Regions from separate parts of the Mus musculus genome. Here region 1 is linked to region 2. The links are chromatin loops, found by intact Hi-C in ENCODE. Cell type or tissue: gastrocnemius. All regions are shown on one strand.

Evidence for each region. Hi-C counts contacts between places; a loop is a spot of excess contacts. Peaks named below come from ENCODE experiments on the same cell type or tissue, not always from the same donor. Only the 100,000 strongest peaks of a DNase experiment are listed, where the experiment ranks them.
Region 1: it touches region 2 in a loop (3-fold over the local background); 33 of 42 quality-filtered maps call a loop at or near these places.

The regions. Positions count from the first base shown.
Region 1 is chr3:96,590,599-96,598,598 of GRCm38, reverse strand. It overlaps Polr3gl (polymerase (RNA) III (DNA directed) polypeptide G like), which reads left to right and starts at 4,418. Exons shown (of 8, transcript NM_027241.4): 1 at 4,418-4,515. Ankrd34a (ankyrin repeat domain 34A) reads right to left here and starts at 1,963. Exons shown (of 2, transcript NM_001024851.3): 1 at 1,791-1,963; 2 at 1-1,233. The coding sequence starts at 1,117. In gastrocnemius, no CTCF peak of the experiment used is centred here; DNase peaks (open chromatin) are centred at 2,785, 3,687, 4,422, 5,043 and 6 more places; H3K4me3 peaks cover 4,621 bases; H3K27ac peaks cover 5,141 bases.
Region 2 is chr3:96,544,346-96,552,345 of GRCm38, reverse strand. No RefSeq gene overlaps it. Among named protein-coding and RNA genes, the nearest start is that of Txnip, 9.6 kb to the left of the region's middle. In gastrocnemius, CTCF peaks have their summits at 928, 4,793 (motif pointing left) and 6,582 (motif pointing left); DNase peaks (open chromatin) are centred at 907, 4,786 and 5,176; H3K4me3 peaks cover 1,397 bases; H3K27ac peaks cover 4,137 bases.

The DNA of each region.
Region 1 (8,000 bases), 46 kb before region 2:
CTGGAGGGAGGGTCAGCGGAGAGGCGCTGTATCGCCGGCGCTCCAGGGATAACCGGCTGGACTCGGGGGAGTCAGGGCAAAAATGTCCAGGGGTGTCGAGCTCCACCGGCTCCATGCGGCTCAGTTTTTGCCTTAGCCCTGAAGGAAGACCAGACTCCTGAGCCTCGGGCGCAGTGTTTCGGCGCGAGAGAGGACCCCCACCCGTCACTTTCTCCGCCCATGGGGGCGGGTCCTCCGGGCCTTCGGTGCTGTGACGCCGAGAAAGACGCGGTCTCCCGGTCAGGGTCAAGCCATTGAATTCAGCAGCCAGACGCTCCAAACCGGGCCTCCCTTCTGCAGGAGGAACCGGTTGAGGAGGAGCCACAAGGCCCCAGGGCTCGGAATTGAGCCTTTTGAGTGGTTTTGGAGGATGTCGAGGTGGCTTGGGGAGAGGCTCGGAAGGGGAAGGGTCATCAGGGGGCTTGGGAAGAGGAAATTCAAAAATGTCTCTTTTCTCCTCTTCTTCCTGGGCGCGAGGGGATAACAACCCGCGCCCTCCTCCTGCAGTCTGCAGTTGGACTTCTGAAGGCGATGTGCAGACCCCTGGACTAGGAGGAGCGGGTGCAGGGTCCTCTACCCCTGGGGACGGTGGGGAATTAAGATACTGCCTGGTCTTCTTGGTGCCCGAGGGCGAGGTATCCGTCGTTATGATGATGACCTCCGTGCCCTTGGCCTTGCAGGCGTCCAGCAGTGTGGCAAGGGTCTCGCGGTCCCCTCGGTCCAGGGCGTGGACAAGCGCCGAGGCGCCAGCGTGATCTCGAACTGAAGGGTCTGCGCCGTGGGCAAGGAGCAGAGAGGCCACTGCGGCTCCCCCACCCCCGGCGCAAGCATGCATCAGCGCGGTACGTCCTAAACGGTCTGCGATGTTGGGATCCGCGCCTTGCTCCAAGAGATAGCGTACCATGCGCGCCTTGTTCTGAGGGTCGTCGTAACGGGCCCTACAGGCCGCCATTAGCGCAGTCTCCCCCTGGGCATCACCCTCATTCACGTAGGCTCCTCCCTCCAGAAGCAAACGGGCCAAGCGTAGCTTACCCTGTCCCACAGCTCGAAGAAGAGCGTGGCCCTCGGTGTGCAGCATAGCTGCGGCTCGGGCAAAAACACCGATGGAGCCGGGACTGGGACCTGCCGAAGATATCTAGGAGTATGGGGGTGGTGGTTGGGAGAGGCCTGAAGTCTCGGTAGTGAAGCCTATCCCTGTGAAAGAGAGAGAGAGAGCTTACTGACAGGCTCAGCAGGGAAACTGAGGCACCGATGAACGAACCTGATGTATGACGGGGGGGGGGGGATAAGTGCAGTCTTTCCTTTTGACTTCTGTCTTTGAGCGGTCCCATACCCCCCCCCCCCGCACACGCATGCCAGAGGAGGTGGGAAGGGTGCACCACCCGCACTGAAGGATGAGAGCTCGTGCATATACGTACATGCACGCGCACAGATATTCCCACCCCCCATTCGCACCCCACGGCTTATCAGACCTTTCCAACATCCCCCTTTTCTTATCCACACTTGGAATCCCCCTCTCTAGGATACTGAACGCCACCCACCCACACACATGCACCCGTACAGTCATACACATATTTCTATTCCTAACCTCTTTTAGATTGCCACATCCCCAAAAACTGAGGGGGGGGGAGAAGCAGATTGCAATTGGGACCTAAAGGGGTGGAGGAAGAAGTGGGGTTTCTTTTGCTTTTGCCATGTTCCCCATTGCTCCTTGTTCTTCCCCCTCCCAGCCTGTACCCCCAAATAGATACCTGAATGTCCGCATAATCTCTGCCTGGCCAGGATTGAGGCCGGGGCCATGGGGGCCTCTGGGTTGGAGGAGCCGGGTACCTGGGGACCCACATGGCGTGTGTGGGGGGGTACCCGGATTCCCTTGGTGTCAGTATCTGTGCCCCAGCGCTGAATCCTGGTCCCTCCTCCCGGTGCGCCCCGGGCACAGCGCCGGCTCCGGAGGAGAGAAGGGGGGCGGAGCTCTTCTGTGCTATTTATAGCCCAGTCTCTGCGGGTGGGGGCGTCCGGCACCAAGCCGCTCCCCACCCCCATGCGCACACATATAAACCTATAAACCCCTAAGGGGGAAAAAAAGCACCTAGCGCCTCCAATCTTGACTTCCCATTCTTATCCCACCTCCCCAGCCCAAACAAACCTAAGCGCTCCTTAGGGGACTCTCCCACGACCCATTCAGGAACCATCCAGATTCTTCGTTGATCTTCAACAGATCTCCATGAGCTTCGGTATGCCAGACCTGACTGCCACACACGGCATATGGCACACTGTGCAGAGGGGTGTAGGGAGGCGGTTGGGATCTGCAGCGGCGTCCACAGAGCAGAGAGGCAGGAGATGTGGCTCCCTTCCCGTAGTTTAAATATCAGGGAAAGTATAGCCTGGAATCAGACAACAGTCTATCCCCGCTGCACCCCTCTCAAACATCACACACCATAGAGACACTTGGATCTCATTTCCCTTGGGTCCCATTAGGAATGTAAGGAAGGTGGTTTTCCCAGGGAATTTTTAGGGCAAGGGGCCGTCCCAAATTCCCTCTTTACAGTATTTTAAGGGGTGTGCATAGGAGGTAGAAAAAGGCAGAGTGGTGACCGGCCCCTGTTGCACAGATGTGTTCATTACATCTCTACTCCCTTAGACTCATTCTTCCCTCTTCCTTGAAGGTCCCTGCCTGAATCACTCATCTCTTCCTATCTGTTGCTCACTGCCTCTGCCTCTCCGTGCCACCTGCCCTGTCTCCATGGTTACCAAGGCTTCCATCTGCATAGTTTAGGGATGAGTTTGTGTCCAGCTGGAAGGTACCAAGGAAAGTGGGGGCATCGGATGGGTATTAAGGGTTTGGAAAGCTCACCGAGGGTCTTAGAGGACTCAAATGGTGGACGCCACCAAGTACAGATACAAAAAGTCACGTTCCTGGGAAAGGAGGAGAAACAGCCGGAGGGAAATCACCCACTTTTATTAGCTATTGATGTGTGCCGAGAGATGTGCATACATACATCATCTCCAACCCTCACAACTCAATGAGGGGGGAACTATTGTCTTCCTGCAACAAATGATAATGAGGTTAAGCAAGTTCCCCCAAAGCGCTACAGCTATGTTTTTATACTATTCCAAAAACGGAGTATGTGTCATCCACATGCAACTTCCCAGTCTAGAGGCCATTTTCTCTGACCTCTGTCATATTCTTGTTGACTGACTCCTAGTTTTACATCCATCCTGAAGTATTTCCCTTTACTTCTACTCTGTAAAAAAAATGACTCTTTCTATTCTGCCCTCTTTCCTTGAAGGGGCTTGAAGGGCAGTGGAAAGTACAGAAAGAAAAAACCCACTGGGTTCCTGCCTTCTCTCCCCAATTACTGCTCTGGTCCCAAGCCCCCTTCTCTCCCTCACTTCTCAGACACCGCAACAATCCGCATTTGGGGCCTGAGCTTGGTAGCAGAGTCAAGAGTATCAAGAGTTCAAGGCCAGCCTAGACTGGGTAGCCAGACCCTGCCTTTAGAGAAAAAAAATCTTTTAAAGATTATTTATTAGTAGTGCTGGTGACTGAGGAAGAATAATAAAGAGGGTGTGTGTGGTATGTGTGTGTGTGTGTGTGTGGTGTGTGTGGTGTGTATGTGATGGCCTAAGCCAGAAGAGGGCGCGGGAGTCCGGTAGTTGGGAACCTCCTGGAGTGTTTCTCTGTGTGTGTGTGTGTGTGTGTGTGATGTGTGGTGTGTGTGTGTGTGTGTGTGTGTGTGTGTGTGTGTGTGTGATGTGTGGTGTGTGTGTGTGTGTGTGTGTGTGTGTGTGTGTGTGTGTGATGTGTGGTGTGTGTGTGTGTGATGTGTGGTGTGTGTGTGGTGTGTGTGTGGTGTGTGTGTGTGTGTGTGTGTGTGTGTGGTGTGTGTGTGTGTGTGGTGTGTGTGTGTGTGTGTGTGTGTGTGTGTGTGTGTGTGGTGTGTGTGTGTGTGTGTGTGTGTGTGGTGTGTGTGTGGTGTGTGTGTGTGTGTGTGTGTGTGTGTGTGTGTGTGTGTGTGTGTGTGATGGCCTAAGCCAGAAGAGGGCGCTGGAGTCCGGTAGTTGGGAACCTCCTGGAGTGTTTCTGGGAACTCCTGCAGGCACAGCTGTTAACAGATGAGCAGTCTGGTTTCTCTGACCCAGGGCTACATTTCCCAGCAGCGGTTCTCCTCTTCTGGCTCCGCCACGTGTCTGGATGAGCTCTGAGTAGCAGGACATCTTAGCCATCTAGTTCGGTCTGGGCATAAGAGGTGAATTCTGCAGCCCCAGGTCTCAGCGCGCCACTTCCCAAGCCTCAGTTCCGGTTAAGCTCGCTCCCTCCTCCTCCCCTCCTCGCCCGCCTCCGCTCTCGTCGATTGGCCAGGAAAACCCACCAATGGAGAGCTCGGGGAGGCGGGCCTAGAACGAGGGCTGGAAGAAGAAAAGCAAATTTCAAGTTGGCGGCTGCGTGGGCCCTGAGTGGGGGAGGGACGGCAGGTAAGGCTTCGACCTGGTGGCTCTGACCCGGTTTGGTTCGGTACTTCCCGAATTAGTCCCTCGGCGCCGACAGCGACGTAGATAACGCTTTCTGTCAGCCTGTTGGATCAGCCCCCTTCTAAATCCCTCCCCTTTTTCCCCGGGCTCTCACTGCTGTCTTGACTGTACGCCGGAGACAGCTTGCTGTCGCGCCTGGGGACAGATATTAAAGCAGGAGAGGAAGGTTCATTCTTGTAGCTCAGACTCTTCTATGGTACCAGCTTCTCCCGCACCCATTAACGTAACATTAGCCCCCTGTCAAGAGCCTGACAGATTCTTATTACCTATCAAGTCAACTGAACCGCTACCCTCTACCCACCACTTTCCTAGACCACCGTGAAGAATTTATTGATCCCCGACCTGACAAAGTCCGATTATCACTATTGGAATCTCTTTAATTTTTAAAATTACATTATTTGTGTGTGTGTGGGGGGGGTACGTACAAGCCATGGCTTACGCAAGGAGGTCAGAGGACAACTTGAGCTAGTCAGCCTGTTTCCTGGCCACTTGGCAACACGAGTATTTACCATCTCACGAGGCTGACTTTTTCCATCCCTCCCATGCTTTTATCGGCAGACTCTTGCTATGTAGCCCATACTGGCCTCCAGTTTGCATTCCCCCTGCCACAGTACCCCCGGTGTTAGGATTATATGTTCTCTTTCACTGTTTCTATTCTATGAACGGAAGGTTTGATGGGACAGATTGGGGTACTTAATACATTGTGTTCAGTAAGCGTTAATCGAGTGGAATTGATTTGTGGGAACCAGTGCTCTTGTCAAGGAGGACAAATTTAAACTCCTGATATAATTAGGGAACAATAAAAGACAACATTATATAATTAGGGGTCTTTGAACTGGTGGTTTATTGCATTAATGTTTTATAGTTATTCTCAGACCAGAGAAGGAAAACAACAAAAAGAACCAGAAGGGAGTCTTTGTGACTCACAGAGTCTGTAGACACATGTTCAAAAGACAGATATTTACTGAGAACCTACTACATAGCAGACACAGTGCTAGACAACCGGGATCACAATGAACCCTCTGATAACATCTATTCAATAAATTGTTATTTAGTATGTGGGAAAATATTTTCGAAACCAGTTCTTTCTATGCAGGGCAAACAGGCTGACCTCCAACTTATGACCCTCCTGCCTCACCCTTTCTGGGATAACAGGCTTGTACCACTGCACCCCAAATAAGCTTTTTTCTTTTAAATTGAGAAATGTGAGTCCGGTCTTACAAATGCTAAGCATTCATTCTGCCCCTGAACTACACCCCTAGCTCTGAAACAGCATCTTTAGGAAGAGAACTCACTAGCTCTTTTCAGGTCGGTCCACTCTTTCACTTTTTCCTTTGAATTTATTCAACTTAAACTTACTTATTATTAGTGGGCCTGGGTGGAGTGTGTACCATGGTGCATATGTGGAGGTCAGGCTGGCCCCAAACTCACCATGGAACCAAAGATGAATTGAAATTTCTGAATGACAGGCTTGGCCCAAGGCTTTCTGCTAAGCGAGTGTGTTGTTGCTGTTGTTGTTGTTGTGAGGGTTTGCTTATTTTCTTTAACTGGGGATTGAATTGAGGCCCTAGTGATTTGCTAAGTAGGGTTCCACCACTGAGCTATAGCACCCACTCGTCCTCTGAATTCTTGTGTGTGGGTGGGCGTTTGGTCTGCATGTGAGTCTTTGTACCACTTGTGTGCTTGAAACCCTCAGAAGGCAGAAAAGGGTGTTGGGTTCCCTGGGACGGGTTACAGACAGCTGTGAGTCCCTGTGTGGGTCCCGGGGAATCGAATCCCAAGTCCTCTGGGAGAGCAGCCAGTGCTCTGAGCCACTGAACCATTCTCCAGATTTCCCCTGCATTCTTGAAAACGAAGCATCCTTTTTACTTGTTGATTGTAGGATATACATTTATTCCACACAACTTTCAAACACATAGTAATATAAGAGTGTGCATTATTTCATAGCCCTAAGGTAATAATGATGGTAATTAGTATTTTACAACTTTAAACTTTATTGTTATTTTATGTACTTGCACACTGGTGCCACCGCATGCATGTCAGCGTCAGAGGACAGCTTTGTAAGGTTATGTCTCCCTTGCACCTTAGTTGGTTCCAGGGATGGGACTCAGGTTCTTGGACTGGCACTGACTTTATCTGCTGAGCCATCTTGCCTGCCCCTGATACTAGTATTTAGACATATGTACTCTCAGTTTATTCTGTATATATGCAAAACTTTTTGTTTTATAAGTAAATAGAGCCACACTATAAATTCAATTTTGTATCAAGAATGAAAACATTAAAAAAACAACAACAACAGATAAATATGACTTTATATTGTAGTCTCCTTCACCCCTAAACACTCCATATTATTAACCTCCTCCCTTGAAAATGGCTTGTTTGGGGGTTTTTGTTATTTGTTCTGGATGTTGTTGTTGTTGTTGGGTTTTGCTTTTTTGTTTTGTTTTTTAAAGATGCACTTATTATATTTATGTGAGCTCACTGTAGCTGTTTTTCAGACACCCGAAGAGGGCATCAGATCCCATTACAGATGGTTGTGAGCCACCATGTGGTTGCTGGGAGTTGAACTCAGGACCTCTGGAAGAGCAGTCAGTGCTCTTAACCACTGAGGCATCTCTCCACCTTTGTTTTGGTTTGGTTTTTGGTTTTTCTAGACAGTCTGTTTCTCTGTGTAGCCTTGGCTGTCCTGGAACTCACTCTGTAGACCAGGCTGGCCTCAAACTCTAGATTTCTGCCTGCTTCTGCCTCCTGAGTGCTGGGATTAAAACCAGGCTGTTTTTGGTTTGTGGTTTTTATCATCTATTATTAGACCACTTATATCATTTCAGAATTTGTTGTTTGAAACAAGGTTTCACTATGTAGTAGCCCAGGCTGACCTGGAACTCCATAGATACCTCAGACTGACCACTTTCTGCCTTAGCCTTCTTTTTCTTCTTTTTTTTTAAAGATTTATTTATTTATTATATGTAAGTACACTGTAGCTGTCTTCAGACACTCCAGAAGAGGGCGTCAGATCTTGTTACAGATGGTTGTGAGCCACCACATGGTTCAAATGGTCCCATGGTCCCATGTGGTGGCTGGGATTTGAACTCCTGACCTTTGGAAGAGCAGTTGGGTGCTCTTACCCACTGAGCCATCTCACCAGCCCTGCCTTAGCCTTCTTGAGGTGAGGTGAGAATCACCATGTCTAGTTTATTTCAGAACTTTTGCTGCCATAAATAGCTCTTTAGCAAACATTGTGATACTTTTATTGCCGAATATGTGACTATTTAGGACAGATTTTAACAGTAGGATTTCTAGATTAAGAATAAAAACACAGCCTGCTAGTGGTGGTGCGCGCCTTTAATCCCAGCACTTGGGAGGCAGAGGCAGGCTGATTTCTGAGTTTGAGGCCAGCCTGGTCTACAGAGTGAGTTCTAGGACAGCCA
Region 2 (8,000 bases):
AGCTAAACTTCCCAGTATCATCTTTAGATTACAGCTAGATTAATACAACATTTCCCCCCTGCCAGCTCCTGTAATTATCCAAAATCCTGAGCTTACTGAATCTCATGCAAATGTCCACCGTGCATTTAAAAGCTTTACAGCATGGTCTCTGCTAAACGTTCCTGCCTCGTTGCTCACTACTTCCTGATCTATGTTCCCTGCATGTCAGCCAAGCCTGGGTACTCAGTGTTCTCCTAATATCCTCTTCTTCCTTTGTGAAGTCCTCGATGACGCCTCTCTCTACCTGGAACACCTTCCCTCCTCAGCCCCAGCATCTGAAATCCCAGGCCCCACCCTGTCCCCAGTAGACAGTCAGCCGGCATTCCCCTCTGAAATCTTGGTGCCAGCTGGTCTCAGGTTTTGCCTTATAACTAAGTACGATTTTATTATTATTCTTTAATCCCCCCTAGCACATTGTTTATGCTTCTCAGGCAAGTTGCTCTTTTTTTCCCCCCTGGATAATGAATTTCTAGAGAGCAGGGCTATGTGCTTTTTGCAGTTGTGTGTTCTTCCTAGCACCTATGGAGTGCAGCTCAGGGCATAAGTACTGACTGAACTGATGGGTTGGGGGGACACTTTAAAGGAGAACAGAGTTGTTTCATAGCATTGCAGACTTGTAGTCTTGCTTCCCTTTGTTGTTAATGTTAAGTTTTATACTTTTAACTCCAGTTCTTCCCTCCTTGGAATCTATGGATGGATCGTTATGTATTAGAGCAAGGGGTGAAGGCAGCGAGGGAGGATGGGGTATTTTTCAACCAGGCTTTGTTGATGTAACGGCTCCAGGGAGACGGGACACTCAGTCCTTAGCCTTTTCTGAAAACTTGTTCTTTTCTGAGAAATCCTTTCTTCACGAGTTTAGGAATTGAGTTGGCTCAGCCCTGCCACCCAGTGGGTAGTTAACTACATCAACAAGATCCTCCGTCTAAGAACTATCACAAACACTGGAGCCTTTGTGGTGACCTGACTCTTGATCTAGAACTTTCCAACGAATGGCAGAGAAGATTCCTGACCGTGAGAAAAAGAAACAGATGACTGGGGAAGAAACTAAATACAAAACAGTCTCTTGTCCTTTTCACCTGGCTGACGATTAGCAGTGCTTTCTTTCTTAGCTTGTGTTTGAAAGAAAGAAAGAGAGAGGGGAAGGGAGGGAGAGAAGGAGGGAAGGAGGGAGAAGAGACGGCTCAGGGGTTAAAAGTACTGACTGCCTTTCTGGAGAACCCAAGTTTAACTCGCAGCTTCCACTCTGCTCACAACTGTCTCTAATCCAGCTCCAAGTGATCTGACGCCTACACACAGACATACATGCAGGCAAAACAACAATGCACATAGAATAAAAAAATAGGTTATTTTTTTAAAGGCTGCAAGCTGTGGGTTAGGGCACGGGGCTTTAATTGTGACACTCGGGAGGCAGAGGCAGGTGGGTGTCTGGAAGTTCTAGGCCAGCCTGGTCTACGTAACGAGACTGTCTCAAGACAAAACTTGAAGACAGCTGATTCTTACTCACAGTTGGGCAGCAGAAGCGTGTGAAGTGAGAGAAGAACACGGTGGTTGGAGGATGTCACTTGTCTCTGGTCATCCATAGCTTGCCCCACACCGTCTGACGTATGGCTCAAGTGCCTGTTCTCTAGTGCCTCTCTGAGCCCTCAAACGGTCAAATACCGCATCCTTCGCAGTTCTCTGCGATTTCTCCAAACAGATTTAACTGGAACCTTGGAATCCTGGTGGCAGGCTAAGCTCCTCCAATGCATATGAATAGTTTTTACCAACTCTGTAGTGCCTGCCTCTGCAGTGCCTGCCTCTTGTCTCTAAACAGCTCCTCTGAGGTGTGAACCATATTATCATATGTCCTAACAGTTTAGGGATTTCAGATTTTTTTTTTTTAATTCAAAAAAGCATTTGTTGAACAAATTCCTGCACGCAGAGGCCCAATTCCCTCGGGTTGGAAGGACTGACTTCAGAAATCTTAAAGAGTAAGTGTAATTTCTGTACTGGGAGGCTGAGGCAGGAGAATTGCTAGAAGTTCAAGGCCAGTTTGGGACAGAGTGAACCCTTGTCTTAAAACAGGAATTCAAAAGAAGGATCGCAAATGGAGAGGCAGTATCTCAGTTTGTAGAGCACTGCCTACCATGAATGAAGTCCTGGCTTCGATCTCCAGCACCAGAGTAGACCTGTTGGCCTATGCCTGTCATCCTAGCACTTGGGAGATGGGAGGCAAAGAGTCAGAGTTCAAGGGCATCCTCTGAGTTCTAGGGCAGCCTGGACTTCAGAACTATTTTAGCTTCTAGATTCTAGCCTAATCAGCTAATGTAACTTAGGTTGGCTTTGAAAAAGTAGTGATTCCCCTGCCTCCACCTCCCAACCACTACAATAAGAAATATAAGGCACATTTTTTTTTTTAAAATATAGCAGTGGTTTTCAACGCTCCTAATGCTGCGACCCTTTATATAGTTCCTCATGCTGTGGTGACGCCCAACCATAAAATTATTTTTGTTGCTACTTCATAGCTGTAATTTTGCTATTGTTATGAATTGTAATGGAAATGTCTGTGTTTTCGATAGTCTTAGGCAGCCTCTATAAAGGGGTCATTCAATACTCAAGTGGGTTGGGACCCACAGGTTGAGAACTGCTGGCATAGCCCACTGTGCACCCTTCTGATTGTCTGTAGACTTGGCTGTGACAGAAGCAGGACTGTGGATTTCCTCATGAAGAGAAAATACCGCCCCCCCCACCCCCCATGGCCTCTTTCTGTTTCAGATGATTTAATTTTAGCACAGGGCCTCCAGAGCTCACAGAGAGTGGGGTGAGGGGAAGAGAGACCGGAGACTGATGAACTTAATTTAAAAAGACATAAAGAATTGTGTTCGTTGTATAAGTATTTTGGCTGCACGTATGCATAAGTACCATGTACATGACTGGTGCCTAAAGAAACGTACTGTTTGTATGCTACTAAAAGTAATAAACAAACAAACAAACAAACAAAACAACCAAACATTGACTGGCTATGGTGTGAATTGGATTTCCTGAAACTAGTGATGCACACCTTTAATCCCAGCACTCAGAAAGCAGAGGCAGTTGGATCTCTCTTAGGTTTGAGTTCCAGGAAAGCCAGGGCTACATAGAGAGACCCTGTCTCAAAAAACCAACAACTACATGTGTAATTGATAAGTCTGTGATGGTGGCCTTTACATGGAGTCCCAGCAGAGGTGGAGGCAGGGGGATCACCTCTTGTTGGCAGCCAACCTAAGCTAAGTTTCAGAGCGGGCTCCAGGCTCCAGTGTAAGACCTTGGTTAAAACAAACAAACAAGTCGGGCTGTGGTGGCGCACGCCTTTAATCCTAGCACTTGGGAGGCAGAGGTAAGCCGATTTCTGAGTTCGAGGCCAGCCTGGTCTACAAAGTGAGTTCCAGGACAGCCAAGACTACAGAGAAACCCTGTCTCGAAAAACAAAAAACAAACAAATATGTACATATGACTTAGGTTAATGCTTCAAGGTAGGAGATGCTCTATATTAAAGACAGGTGCATGAAACCCTTGGTCTTAAAGACACTGGTTCTATGAACTAATCACAGAAAATGTTCTCAAGACAGCCTTGATATGTGTGGATAAAGACACTTTGTAATATTAAATCATGTGTGTGTGTGTGTGTGTGTGTGTCTGTCTGTCTGTCTGTCTGCCTGTCTGCTGTTTGGTTTTGCTTGTTTGTTTAAGGAAAAAAAAAAAAAAGGATCTCTTGCTCCACAGGCTCACCTTCACCTTCACTTGCCACGTAGTAGAGGCTGGCCTTGAACTCCTGACTCTTCTGCCTGCTAATCATTAGGAACTTAAGTGCACTCCACCATACTAGGCCAGTTATTTATTTATTTTGTTACTTGTTATTTTTAGTGGCACACAAACAATAGGTTTCATGATGACATTGGTATAACAAGATATGACACATATCTTGTTGTATACCCACTACTGTTCCTTGTCTGGGCTCCTCTCCTTCTTCCACATAGGCCCCCTTCTGCTCTCATCTCATTAATACACATGCATACACACACACACACACACACGCACACACACACACACAGACAGACTGTACATACAAGAGGCCATACATGAGTTTTATTTCAGGAAACATGTAGTTTCACTGCTATGTGGTGGTGATAAATACTTCGTCCTGAGAATGGGCAGGAACTGAGCAGTCTTGGCTTCTAAAGCTCTGCCGTTGTCCTGTTCCACGTTGCTGCTAGTTTCCTGACACTGATTTTGAGAACAGTGATTACACAGCCTTTCTCCCTGAGATGGAGGACGAAACCTGTTACGATGCATGGATGGATAGAGTAGGGAGGGAGGTGTTGCCTTGGTCTGTGAAGAGATTGAAGCCTCAAGTTTCAAGGGTCAGTGTAGTGGTGCACACTTTAATGCCAGCACTCAAGAGGCAGAGGCAGGAGAAACTGTGAGTTCTAGGCCAGCCGTGGCGACAGTGTAAGCACCTGTCTTTAAAACAGGGTTGGCGGTAACAGGGGAGGACTGGAGATGTGATGGTGACTGAGGGGGGACTGGGGAGGACGGCTGAAGATGGAGATTATGTGTTCAAGCCAAGGTAGAAATGTCTCACTCCCAAATGAGATGCAATGTAGTTAAGAATTACGTTGCGTGGAGTTGGAGAGACGGTTCAGGGATTAAGAGTATTGCTGCTCGGGCAGAAGACAGGAGTTGTGTTCGCATAGACAACTGTGTTGTTCCCGCATCCAACCAGTGACCTCTGCTGGCCCCCAGCGGAATTACATTCACATCCAAAAACTCACAGTCAAGACGTCCACAAAATTTAAAGAAAATATTTTAAAACTCTTCTTTAAATCATCAAGATAAATATAAAAATGTTAAAAATAAAAACTTTTTAAAAATTACTCTATGTTACGTGCGTTCAGAAAGCAGCCCTCCTCAGGCCCCTCTCCTGAACGGTTCTCAGCTCCCAGCGCTTTCATCCAGCGTCCTGGTGCGCTTTCTATTGCTGGGATAAGCACCTTGACCGAAAGCTACTCGGGAAAGAAAGGGTTTCTTTCAGCTTACATTTATAGTCCATCACTGAGGGAGGGCAGGGCAGGAAGCTGGAGGGAAGACTCAAGCAGAGGCCATGAAGAAACAGTGCTGAGGGCTTGCTCCCCATGGCTTGCTCAGTCTGCTTTCTTATACCACTCAGGGCCACGTGCCCAGGGCTGGCATCGCCCACGTCAGTTATAATCAAGAAGATGTCCTGCTGACTTGCACACAGACCAATCCAATGGAGGCATTTTCTCAATTGAGGTTTGTCCTTCCCGTTTGACTCTGGATTGTGTCAAGTTGACAAGAACTGACCACTACATCTGTTTGCTTTGTTTTGTTTTTATTTTTTCTTTGCTGATGCTAGATTAGGTTAATGCCTCATTGTAGGAATGGGCTGAAATGTATCTCTGTCCATTTCTTGATATATCTCATTTGATGTGTTTTGTCTGTTTTAGATAGGGTCTCACAATGTGGCACAGGCTAGCCTGGAACTTTAGTTCTGTCTTCTAAAGAAAAGAAGAAAATAAAACTATATATGTGTATGTATGAAATAAAACATATTAGCTTAGGACCTTGTATAGTGGCACAGGCTTTTAATCCCAGACAGAGGCAGGAAGCTGTCTGTGTATCCCTGGCTGTCCTCAAACTCACTCTGTAGACCAGGCTAGCCTTGAACTTACAGAGATTCAACTGCCTCTGCCTCCAAAGTGCTGGGATTAAAGGCATACAGTTTGTTCCTTTTCAATGAGGGTTACTTCTGAGTGTCAGGGGGATCTCCTTTATGGGTTGATATGATCATGAGTCACCCGGATATGTTCAGTGACTGAGAATCCACAGCTAACCTGTAAGATGAGCATTGATCTCTGCGTTTTTAAGCATCTGCAGCAAAAATTCAACAATGGTTTCAGCCAATGACTGAGCAGGCCTCAAGTCTAACCAGAAAACAGTTTGTTACTCCCTAAATAGCCACGACGCTATTGTAGTAGAGTCTGCATCTTACTTAGAAGGTCAGTGTTGTAGATGCAGGGTCCAGCATGAGACCTTGGATGTCATTTCTTCCACAGTGGCCTGCCTGCTGCCTCCTGGCACCATGGAAGCTAGAAGTTTGCTGCTCAGTTCTAGATTGATGTCTCCATGGTGTGCAACCAGGATGTACGATGTCTTCAGTATTGCTGTGTGACCAAGAGCCACGGCAGTGTCTGTTTCACTGGGGTGGAGTGGAGGCTCAGACACTCTTTTAGAAGTTGATTTTTTCTCACTGGGTGGTGACGGTGCACGCCTTTAATCCCAGCACCTAGGAAATAGATGCTGGTGGATCTCTGAGTTTGAGGCCAGCCTGGTCTACACAGTGAATTCCAGAAGAGCCACAAAAGCTGTCAGGAAGGAAGGAAGGAAGGAAGGAAGGAAGGAAGGAAGGAAGGAAGGAAGGAAGGAAGGAAGGAAGGAAAGAAAACAAAAAAGAAAAGCAGAGTTGCCAGTCTTCTTTGGGTAACTTTTTAGTCATTAGTGCCACCTGCTGACAATTTGTAAAAGTGGAAAGTCAGAATTACTGGTCACAGGTGTGCGTGTGTGTCTGTGTGTGTGTTTGTGTCTGTGTGTGTGCATGCTCAGTTTTTGCTTTAAAAAACTGTAGACCCTTTTATTGGATATGATTTTGAGAATGACCCACTCTGGAGAATGAAAATGGATCTTGTGATAACAGTAAAGTAGCAAGCATACCCAGGCAGTGGTGACACACCTTTAACCCAGCACTTGGGAGGCAAAGGCGGGCTGAGCTCAAGGTAAGCCTGGTCTAGAGAGTGAGCTCCAGGACAGCCAAGGCTACACAGAGAAACCCTGTCTTGAAAAGCTACATAAAATAACTGTTCTATTTTCTTTCCCTGCCATTTTGCGATTTTCCTAAGTTTGTTTGAACGCCCCATTTTTTTTTCTAGCCCATTCACCAAAGGAAGAGGAAAATGTGGACCAACATTTTTCTTGTTTCTTGTTTTTGTTTTGTTTTGAGATGGTATTTCTCTGTGTAGCCCAGGCTGTCCTGAACTCACTCTCTAGACCAGGCTGACCTGGTTCTCACAGAGCTCTGACTTCCTTTGCCTCCCGAGTTTTGTGATCAGAGGTGTGGGCCACCGTGCTGGGGTTTCCCCACCCCCTTTAAATGGCAACTTTATTTAGGTGTACTTGATTCAGAGTAAGTTGCACACATTAGCAGGGTGTAACTTTATGAGTTGTAATATATGTGTCTGCCAGCCAGGCACAATCTCTGAGTTCAAGGCTGGGCTGCTTTACAGAATGAGTTTCAGAACAGCCAGAGTTACATAGTGAGACCTTCTCTTGAGAAACAACAACAAAATGTATATATGTGCATGTTTATGTCTAGGAAATGATTGGCCCATCAAGGTAATGAGTATGTCACCACCCCCAAGTGTCTCTCTTGCCTCTCTCCTTCTCTCTGGCTATCTGTAGGCATTTAATTGACCGTCCATGACTTTTTGTCAGTTTGCATCTTCTCCTTTTGTATAAGAGGAAGAAAATAGTAATAGAGTAATTATACCCCCCATGGAGCCCAGCTGTCAATGGATGATCCTCCCAAATGCTGGAATTCTAGGTTTGTGTCAGCTTGCCAGACCCCATTTAATTAACTTATTTATTGAGTCTAAGTTTCCAATGTTGACCTTGAACATTTTTGAGATCCTCCTGCTTCAGCTCCAGCTATCTGCCCTGGTTTTGATGCAGTCTGTCTCTTGGTGTTGAAGTGGTGGGACTTGCAAGGGACAGACCATAGTGGATAGCTCTTGATCACTGTCAAGCTCTGCAATTTGGAAAGATTGAGGTAGTTCCCAGGGGGCCTGGTTAGTTCTCACTAGAGCAACTTTCTATAAGAGAAAGCCACCCTTAGAATTTGGTTCATTTCTAGCTTCCCGTCCCTCTGTGTC